Regions from separate parts of the Homo sapiens genome. Here region 1 is linked to region 2. A link is a loop called in an ENCODE intact Hi-C map of the cell type or tissue named here. Cell type or tissue: PC-3. All regions are shown on one strand. Each heading gives the region's core, and the rest is flanking DNA. Links, peaks and the distances in the headings are about the cores only. Region 1 overlaps SLC12A6 (solute carrier family 12 member 6). Region 2 overlaps SLC12A6 (solute carrier family 12 member 6).

Region 1 (5,391 bases), core at 206-5,205, 58 kb after region 2:
AGAAAGAATTATCAACAGTTAGCACTTATTAGGGTATGTATGTGATAGACACCTAAACGTTTTACCTGTATTATCTCATTTACAGCAATCTCATCCTATGCTGTAAGTACTATCATGATTGTTCCATTTTACAGGAAAGGCAAAGGGAACCTCCAGGATGATGCTGAAGACAGAGCCCACTATGACAGCTGTGCAACTATCCCAGAGCGCAGACATGAGGCAGAGTGAAAAGATAACACAGAACTGGGAAGCAGGTAAAGCTCAGGTGAGATACTAGCTCTACCACATGTTATTAGTGTAACCTTGGGAAAATGAGTCAATACTTCTTAGCTTTAATTTACCATCTATGCAATAGGAATAATACTATATCACAGAAAATTGAGATAAGCCACAGAATGATCCTCAACAGACATAATAACAATTATATGCTAAAAAGAGTCATGGCGACAAATTAGAATTTAGGTAGCTGGGCATATTTCTTGGAATTCTAAACATTTTGTAGTACAATAGTACTGTGGAAAATATCAAAGTAATGTGGTTGAATTCTTAGCACTGATATACACATTGATTTATAACGATACAGTCATGTGATAATAATAGTTTGAGTCACTATTCTTGTATCAAAAAATTTGATACATTTATAGTGTGGACAAAATACACATTAACATACAGTTTGGAGGCTGGGTGCGGTGGCTCACACCTGTAATCCCAGCACTTTGGGAGGCCAAGGTAGGCGGATCACCTGAAGTTGGGAGTTCAAGACTAGCCTGACCAACATAGAGAAACCCTATCTCTACTAAAAATACAAAAAATTAGCCAGGCATGGTGGCACATGCGTGTAAGCCCAGCTACTCGGGAGGCTGAGGCAGGAGAATTGCTTGAACCCAGGAGAAGGAGGTTGCAATGAGCTGAGATCACGCCATTGTACTCCAGCCTGGGTGACAAGAGCGAAACTTCATCTCAAAAACAAACAAACACACAGTTTGGAATGTTGTGATACAATTATTTATAATAGTAATTGTTAAGGACTGTCTGTACTACATTTCCCAGTACAATTTTATTAATGATTCCAATTCAAATAAACAATGATAATTTAATTCCATAAGTTTTAAACATGCCTAAAGCTGTGTTGGATGCTGTGGGGAACAAGAGTGAGCATAAGATATTTCCTGACATTAAGCAGCTCATAATCTAGTTGAAAAGTCAACTTCAACTTAAGAAACTAAGAAAGAATGATGGTAATAATAGTAACTTACACATAGTAACATTTTACAGTTTTTAAAATATTTTCACATATTTCTTTTGGTTCTCATGATAACCCTGTGATACAGATAGGAAATATTAAAAAGCTAAAGCAAGATTAGGCTCAATGGTTCATCCAAGGCAAACTGAGTGTAAATTTCAAAAAAGACTCGCTTGAACTTGGATTCTGATTTGTCTACTATATCATACTGGTTGTTCCTAAAATTTAGGTACAAGAATGAATAATGGTAATATACATAACTTTTAATTATCCAGGGAAGATAATTATCTAAGGCACAAGATCACAACAAGGCATGTATGAAATAATTACAAATAGTCAGAGTAGGTATCTGGTGCATGGAACTACACAGTGACCACAGATGGCCATATCGATGCGTTGCTAATGCAGCAGAGTTCACAAACATTGCCGACCCAGGTAAGACTGCCCCATCCCTTTTTGCCAAGAGCATGGCAGAACACAGAGAAGGTAAAGGAAAGCTCATGTGGTTATGGAATCCAACAGAGAGTCAGGACTGAAGGTAGAGAAATTAAGAAGAGATAAAGAACATCCACATAGAAAAGTAGATATGCTTCTACTTTGATATTTGAAAAAAAATTTTAGTAACCAAACTGTTTTACTTGTGTTATTTGTATACTTCTGATAACTCCATAAGAATCAAATTTTTGAAAATTTAACTACAAATGTTTATTAAGTTCATTTTCTACTAAACATCTTGATAAGTTTTAACTGATTCTACCTTCTCCCCTCATCCTGCCATTAACCCAGCTAACTGAAAGTTGGAAGCACTTTGCCAAATATCATTTTTAAAAATGTTTGTGCTAGAATATCTTTAAAATCTCTTCAAATGTTGCTAATCTCTTTTTTAACAGGCTTAGTCAGAGCCTAAGCTTGGCAACAGTATCTAACAAGATTAGCTGCTTTATTGTATCTATTTTTAATTTATACTCTATTTATGGCAAGCATGCTGGTATTTCATTTAGTGACAACGTTCCTTTTTAAAAGGAAACCATAAAAGCAGTGACTCAATTTAAGAAAAAAATTAAATAAACACAAAGATGATCCATAAAAATAGAAAGATTACAAAGGTAGTCTCTAAAAGACTGAATTTAGGGAAAATTTCCTACTATCATCACATAAAAACTGCACAGCAACCATGTGAAGAAGAATTATTCCTATATTCATAAAGAAACTAGCTCAGAGAAAGCTGAAATGATTTGCCCAAGGTGGTGTAGCCAATAAAGCCAATGGAACCATGGCAAAGCCAGGCCTCAGCTGTGGTCTTGGATCATCTCACTAGCAGGAAGCAGTGTGAGGGTCCACAGGGAGACGTGCAACATTGATCAAGGCAGTGTGAACTTGAAGGAGGATTTTTGAAAACCTTAAAAATCATGGAGGGCTCAAAATCACAGAGGAGGAATAAATACAGCACATGTCTGGAAAGATTTGCTTGGGAAGATTGGGTCATATTAGGAAAATCTTGGAAGGCAAATAGAGGAGTCTAAAGGAGATGGAAAACAACTGAAATTCTCTATGTAGAAGTCTAAAAATGAAAGCAGTATTTTAGGCAAGGAAACATGAGTACAAAAATGCAAAAAGAAATAAATGCTAGATATATTAGAGACAGGCAGGCAGACTCATTAATAGACCACGGCGGTCTGTCCATGTGCAAACATCTCTAAGGCTAACTGTCTAGGACAGCAGTAGTAGTTATTAATATTAATTCAACCAAGACTCTGAATGCCTACTATATGTCAGGTACATGCTAGGCACTATGGATATCAAAAACAGTGACCATTTGCTCTCAAGAAGTTCAGAGGGGAAAAATACACAATTATGAAACAATAAAATTATTACAGTTTAAGTACAAATACTGTGGGACTCAAGAAGGAAAGAACAAAAATAGGCCGCTCACACCTGTAATCCCAGCACTTTGGGAGGCCGAGGCAGGTGGATCACAAGGTCAGGAGTTTGAGACCAGCCTGGCCAAGATGGTGAAACCCCGTTTCTACTAAAAATACAAAAATTAGCTAGGCATGGTGGTGGGCATCTGCAATCCTGGCTACTCGGGAGGCAGAGGCAGGAGAACTGCTTGAACCCGGGAGGCGGAGGTTGCAGTGAGCTGAGATGGTGCCTCTGCACTCCAGCCTAGGCGACAGAGTGAGACTCTGTCTCAAAATAAATAAATAAATAAATAAATAAAATAAAAATAAAGCAATGGTAAGAGATGTTGTCAAGGGGATAACTGAGCTAAATCTTGAAGGATGATTAGTTCATGAAAAAGTAGAAAAATGGGTGGGGGGAAATGGAGGAGAGACATTCCAGAGATAAAATAGCAGGATTTAATATACCTAACATAAAAAAGAAGAAAAGAATCCTGTCATTCACAGAGAAAGTGGGTACACAGAAGCAGTGAGCACATGTACTTCCAACCTGATTCTTCCCCCTTCCTCCCTCAGTCTCAATATTTAGTCATCAAATCCAGTTAAATGTGGCTTCAGTATGCTTCCACACCAATCTATTCCATTGCACTGCCATCATTTAGATTCTCATCCTTTTCAGCTTAGACCAATTGCCACCAATTCTCCCATCTTCAAACAATCCTACATTTTCCTCCATACTAATAATCCTAAAATTCTGCCTTTATCAGTTTGCATCATTGCTTAAACAACAAAATAAATACTTTGAAAGCTTTCCAAGTGACACTGCCAGGAGACCCCAAACATTTTGTGAAGATCATTTTCACTTGTTTATTTGTAATCTACATCATGTGTGGGGTACTAATCTGAGTCCCTCAAAGCAAAGGGGAAGGGCTGCCTTTGTAAGCTCTACCTTTGTTCCTACTTTGAAATCTCAGGCTGGGGGATGATGGTGGGGATGATGGTGGTAGCGGAGGCTACTGGTGTAGACATTTATAAATAGATTGTGGTTTACTTATTTGGACCCATTGGCTTATAGGGTGAACTCGAAAAACTTCAGCTTGGCATTTAAGCCCCTTTATATTTTAGTTTAACCTTTTCTCAACTGTTGGGTATAAGCTGCCTTGTATTATCTTTTAATTAATCAACATATTAATTCAACAAATATTTACTAAGCATCTATAAATGTCAGATTATGTGCTAGGCACTGGAGATGCATAAAGATGAATAGAGCACAGCAGCTACCCCTAAGGGGCTTACAGCACATACGGGTAAGACAAGTGATTGCAGTGGGTGACTAAAGTACTATATTGGAGGTGTAGACATAGAGTATGGTAGCGTGTACATTACATTACATTTCCTGGAGTGATCACAGGGACCATTAAGGAAGAAGTGGTATTTGAGCTCAGTCTTAACATGAAGATTGTTTGCTAGGTAACTGAAGAACACTCCAAGAGGATGGAATAAATGTGTTAAAGCAACAGAGACATTCAAGAACATTCATTATATCTGGTGTGCAGTATGTACAAAAGAGTAATAAACAAGGAAGCTATTAAGCTGGGATGTTCTAGATCGTGTAGGTACATGTACCTGCTAAGCAGTACAGACTTTGTCAGCATGGGGAGACATTAGGGGGTTTTAAATGAGGGAGTAATAGGATGAGATTTACATATGAGAAAAATTCCTCTGGTAATTACTGTAATGGATGGCTTTAGGAGGTTAGACAAAAAATAACAATGGACTAGGATAGTAGCAGTGAAGATGGAGAGAACGGGACAAATTTGAGAATTATTTGGAAGACTAAATGAGCAAAAATCGGCGAGAAAGAAAAGGAAAGAGTGACAGAGAGATTGAATATTGTAATATATCAAGGGGGAAGGAGTCAATAAAAAAATTAGAAATCACAAGAGTTAGGAAGCAAGAAAGGTTCTAGAGCACAGGTGTATGGATCAATATTGAACGACAACAAGGAAGGTGGTAAAGGATAGGTGTCAACACAGATGCTGGTAAGAACTTATGAAGAAGAATATTAGAAATAAAGAAATACAGTTTACTCTGTGAAGTAGAAGGTTTAGCTATATGAGAATGGAGGATTGAGGTCTTAAGCATTTTAACTCTGTAAGGATTGAGAAGGGAAGCTAACTAGAATCACACAGAATGTCTAAATAGTGTCGACAGTACAACATTGTTGGAAATGATGAATTTATGGTG
Region 2 (5,375 bases), core at 11-5,010:
TTTTTTTGGCACTAGGGGATTAATCCACATTTAGATCTGAAAAATTTCCCAAACCAGAAAAGATTCAAGGAAGACAGGGAGAGGAATGGGGGAATGAACCTCTTGTATCTCAAACTCAGCTTTCTCACCATCTCCACCACTTCTACCTCCGCCTCAATGCGTAAGTGATATAGGAAGGTGGCTAGGTCCTTCTTCATTTGGATACTGTTGTCTTCTAATTGGGCTACTGTGAAGATCCGTATGCTGCACTTTCGCCACACCTGAGAGAGTGACATACACATGTGAAAAATTAGAGCAAGGAGGCAAAAAAGGTTATTTCCTAAGACATTAGACATTGTGGTCTAGAAGAACCTTGCTATATGTAGTATAAGGCTATTTGTTCCTAGCTTCCTACTTGCTATGTTATTGTATTAGGGCAAAAGATTGACTAAACACCACATTTAATACAGTTTTAAGGAGTCCTTAATTTCATAACAAGAAAACACTGGCAAAAGAAAAGATGGTTCACGATACGTTAAGAGGGTACTTTATTCAGACAGTGTATCAATGACAACATGCAGACTATATATTTACTATTTTAAATCTCATTTAATTAGTCTTACCACGGAATGAGCGCATATATGCGTGCAATACACACATATACATATACCTTAAGTTTTCAGTATTTTTTAAAAAAAGATGTGTTCACTTGTTGTTTTCCCCTAGGGCTCATATGGAACTTTATTAATTGGCTGAATTTCACTTGGAGATAAGTAGGTATCAAATACAAAGACAATGATTTCTCTTGTTTGAAAGTGGGATCATGGGAAAGCCTAGAATAACTTCCAACTCTTCTGATTCTAAACCCCAACACTATTATAATCAGAGGAAGAATTTGTCTGTCCTGTGAACCAGGACAGAAGGGAGAAAGACTTTTGTAAAAAAAAAGTTGTATAAAATACCTTGTGCTGTTTCAGTAGGAATGGTAGTAGCATAAGCATCCCCCCATCATGCACAATCCACCACACATCAATGTTGCCCTCAGAAAATTGCTCCACATTGCTGGGAAAGAAGGAGATGTTTTTAGCCACCAGCAGTGCAAGATGGGCAGCAGTTGTCACTCGAACTGTGCCTAGGGAGAAAAAAGAATAAGCAGAGAAGAATCCTTAGGCTTGCCTTGCTTCCTAGCATGTCAGGAAAGCAAGGAAATGCTCTTTTCACACTTCTTTGAGCAAGGGGTCCTATTTACTTAGTAGGTTATTTCTCATTACGTATCAAAAACCATTGTGAAAAATCTGAATAGCTAACAGACTGAGAACCACAGTTTATGTTACTAGGTATATTCCCATTACTACATTTCTAAGGGGGGATATGTGAATTTGAGAGATTATGATGCTGAAGAACAATTCTTGCAATTCCTGTGAGAACATCAATATGGAAAATCACAAATGAAAACACGGCAATTTTGGAGATAATTCCTAGCACAAGACTTGACAGAAATAATTCATGAACATAATGTGAAGCTGAAGGGGGTAGGTAGAATCTGGGTATTACTACCAATAGTTTTTCAGGTTGCCTTATAAGACTATGCTTCAGCAATGGCATAGTCTCTACTTTAGGAGGCTGGGGGTGACAGAGATTTAACTATATACCCTCGACTTGGGCCTTTAGGTTTGTATGAGAAATGGTTAGTACCAATAAAAGTCTTCCAAGCGCGGGCATCTTCGCTTTGACGCCAGCCATTAGGCCAGCCCATCACCACCGTGTTGTGCTTCATGCCCCCAAGGCCACATGACTGGATGAGGTGGGAAATGCCCTCTCTCAGCTTGGCGGCCACCACCAGCTGGCAGAATCCTTTTACCTTCTCTGCCTCCATTAGGTGCTTTATGGTCTGAAAGAGACACAGGACCGCAACACTGAACTGGTTCACTCTGGACATTTTAACCCATTGTTCCTTCTCCATATTATATCCCCCACCTTTTTCCAAAGTCTTCATAATACTATATCATCTACAGAAAAGTCCAAAAAGTTAAAATTATCCCAAAGGAATTTCATGATCTTTTGTCTTTTTGCTTACTACGTATTTTTGCCTCTGTAGCTGGTTGTCTACATGTAGTTTCTCTGCTTTTTCCTCTGTTCTGCTTTTGTTCCTTTGCACCATACCAAAAAACTGGGAACAGGGATCTCTACAAAGTGAATATTCAACATTCTTTCTCAGTTGACCAGGGTGATTCACTATTGTGAACACGATCTCCTTCCTGCCTCAGCCCCAGTCATGCCCTGACTCATCTTACCAGAAACTCAGTATGATGATTCAGTTTCACTTTAGAATTTTCTCAGGTATGTTTTCTTTTTCGCCTCTCCCATTCCCATATGCTTTTTGACATTTTAATGGTGATTATTCATGACACTTGTATTTGCATTACTCTTCCTTTATTTAGTCAAACCAATTTGGAGATATCATCTCATTTACTCTTACTCCACCCTGGGAATAATGGTATGGAAAATGGAATGATTTTTGCAAAGGCACAGATTAAATCAGTGATGCGGCTAAGAACTAGGCTCTCCTGATTTTCAATCCTGTGTACCTTTTATTAATTTTTACCATCATTCTGGAGTAATGTTTCTTCAGCATTTCTAGTGTTTAGGATTTCAAAGGATTCCAAAATGAAATCCAGTAAAACTTTTTTTTTTAAATACTTTAAGTTTTAGGGTACATGTGCACAACGTGCAGGTTTGTTACATATGTATACATGTGCCATGTTGGTGTGCTGCACCCATTAACTCGTCATTTACATTAGGTATATCTCCTAATGCTATCCTTCCCCCCTCCCCCCACAGTAAAACTTTTGAAATGCCATTGAACACAATGGCATTTCAAAAACAATAGGATTAGTTCTATCATATATAATAAGTATTAGAGTGAAAACAACTTCCTTGTTAAAGTAGAACTTTAATGTTCAATACAGCTAACCAGAAGTGGCAAAGGAATCTTGCTCATGATACCACGTAGATTAGTAAAGAGGAAGAAAATTTGGTCATTACTCCTTGTTGTCACAAGATTGAGAGGAACCCTCTCCATAGTTCAAGGGATCAATTTATTTACATGACTTTTCTCAGTGCTTAGATTAATGTTTGGAGTATATTTGAACATAAGGTTTAGACTTAATAATCTTATAATTTAGTAATGCTTTAAACAGGAAGAAATAATAAATAACTATTTTTGGCTCATCTTATTATTTGGGAAAAAGTGTCCTTTCAAAGGTCAGCACTAAGTGAGAAACCTCCTAGATCACTCAGGAACAAGATTCAAGTAGAAGTTTGAGGTCTTACTACTTAACATCACAAAGCTGTAAACTGAGTTCCAATACCTCAAAAGCCTGACTCTTACCTGCTCAGCAGCTAAAGCTTCACCGTAGTTCTCTAGGAAGTTCCCCACGATGACAGAGCCCACAATAGTGAGACCTTTTCCTGCTTTGAGCTGTGAGGCAAAGGTGAGGAGGCGAGGATGCTTGACATGTAAGTCTTCATCTAGTTTCAGTAATACAAGCAACTGAGGCCTGTGAAGAGGTTGGTGGGGGTTGGAGGGGAGGAGAAAACATTTTGGGTTTGGGGAACAGAATGACAGACTCCACCCTTTAATTCAGGAGATCTGTATGAAACAGGTAATTTGACAGAAGGAAGAGATCACAGGAGATGACAGGATAAGGGCATTATTTTGAATGCTCCCAGTACTATCTCAAGTTGATCAGTCTTCAAGGAAGAATAATAAATTGTAGAAATCTTGATCATAAACGACATGAAGAAAAGGGAATAAAAAAATTAAGGATTTAGAATAGTTCAAAACAGGTCCATTATACCAATTCCTTGAGCCACATATGGTTTCCTTATCCTAAAATCAACAAAACACATATTTTTGTGTGTTAACCATGTGCCAAATACTGCTAGTGTTGATTTCTTTACCTCCAGTTTTTAGTGTGTGGAGGTCCTTCCTCCAATCGAAGCAAAGCAAACCGGGCTGCACTGAGGGACAGCCCACGGATACCATCACCCCATTCTTTCTCAGCTCTGTGAGAAAAAGAAAAGAGCAGAGACAAATTTAAACTATAGTAAGTATAATTTTAAAAAATAAAGTTTTTTTCTGAATCTAAAAATCACACATGTGCAAGGTAGAAGATTAAAGCTCAGATTAATGATTTACATAATGTTCTTTACTAACATAATGAACCTGATGTAGGTAGATCAACAGCACCAACAGACTGCACTGCACAAACAGTTCCCAATAAAGCCTGAAGGGGTCACTCATTCAGTCCTTCTATGTAATTGTTCAAAACAATAATGTAAAAGAGCAATTTAGATTAGAAAATTATAACAGACCTGGAGTTTAAGTTACTTTGAAAATAATGCAGAGAAAGTAAAGTTCAATGTGATCTTCTGAATAAGAATGTTATTTCGTCCTCATTTTTGAAAGCTGTAAGTCTTAGTAGTTACTAAGTTGTTCAGAACTAATTTCTTTTTCATTTCAGAGACAACCCCTTGACTGAAGAGATAAGCAAAAATATTTACATTTGTGTTGTACTTTGTTTAGTACTAATTATTATTATTTGGAAATGTCCTTTGTTATTTTCCATTGATCCATTCATACTTTCTCAATGGATCTCCCTTGTGATGAAAAGCTTGCATCATTAAGATGGTTAAAGAATTAGGGGTACAAAATATAGTTATGAAAATGAAGTTACCTGAGTCCTTAAGATATTTTCACTGAGCTGGCTCTAACCAAACTAGCTAGTCTTGCTACTTTTAGCAGTGATCAAGATTAAATCCACACTCACCCTTGGTATTCAATGTACTTGTAGATCATACCAGCTATTACCATGGCTACAATGGCATAATACCAGGAAGAAATGAACATCAGAGCCAGACAGATACTCATTCCCATGAAAGAAAGGGCCCTAGAAAATTAAAAACAAAAAAGTATCTTTTAAAGTAGCTGAAAAAGAAGCCTATGTTAAAGGTGCTTCTCAAACTATCTGTGGTGAGGTATTATTTTTTAAAAACTTTGAAACTATTATAAATAGAACTTTTGTAAAATGCAATAAAAATGAATTATTCGAAAAATTATCACATGCCTGGATGCTGTAGCAATGTCAAACTGCCACAAAAGTTTCTAAATGATTATTCTCAATTCTATAGTTGTCTTATCATGAAACAGTCGGTAGATGTGCACTAAACCCCAAACTGTCCTTTGCAACAGAAGATGTTTCCAACTGCTGGAAAACCATATAAATAACGGAACACTATCAGTCATCTGCAGTTATGAGGACAATTAATACTTACTTGGCAAAGCCAGGATGGGACACGCAGCCAGAAATGTTAATAACTCTAGGATCTTTTTA

What was found. Peaks named below come from ENCODE experiments on the same cell type or tissue, not always from the same donor. Only the 100,000 strongest peaks of a DNase experiment are listed, where the experiment ranks them.
Region 1: it touches region 2 in a loop (4-fold over the local background); 5 of 110 quality-filtered maps call a loop at or near these places.

The regions. Positions count from the first base shown.
Region 1 is chr15:34,295,039-34,300,429 of GRCh38, forward strand. All of the region lies in intron 2 of SLC12A6 (solute carrier family 12 member 6), which reads right to left. Among named protein-coding and RNA genes, the nearest start is that of SLC12A6, 40 kb to the right of the region's middle. In PC-3, for the core only: no CTCF peak of the experiment used is centred there; no DNase peak of the experiment used is centred there; H3K27ac peaks cover 1,763 bases.
Region 2 is chr15:34,237,291-34,242,665 of GRCh38, forward strand. SLC12A6 (solute carrier family 12 member 6) reads right to left here. Exons shown (of 26, transcript NM_001365088.1): 17 at 4,812-4,931; 18 at 3,943-4,047; 19 at 3,371-3,539; 20 at 1,675-1,870; 21 at 942-1,111; 22 at 129-260. Among named protein-coding and RNA genes, the nearest start is that of EMC4, 15 kb to the left of the region's middle. RefSeq lists an enhancer at 1,516-2,715. In PC-3, for the core only: a CTCF peak has its summit at 4,286 (motif pointing right); DNase peaks (open chromatin) are centred at 2,281 and 4,261; H3K4me3 peaks cover 633 bases; H3K27ac peaks cover 5,000 bases.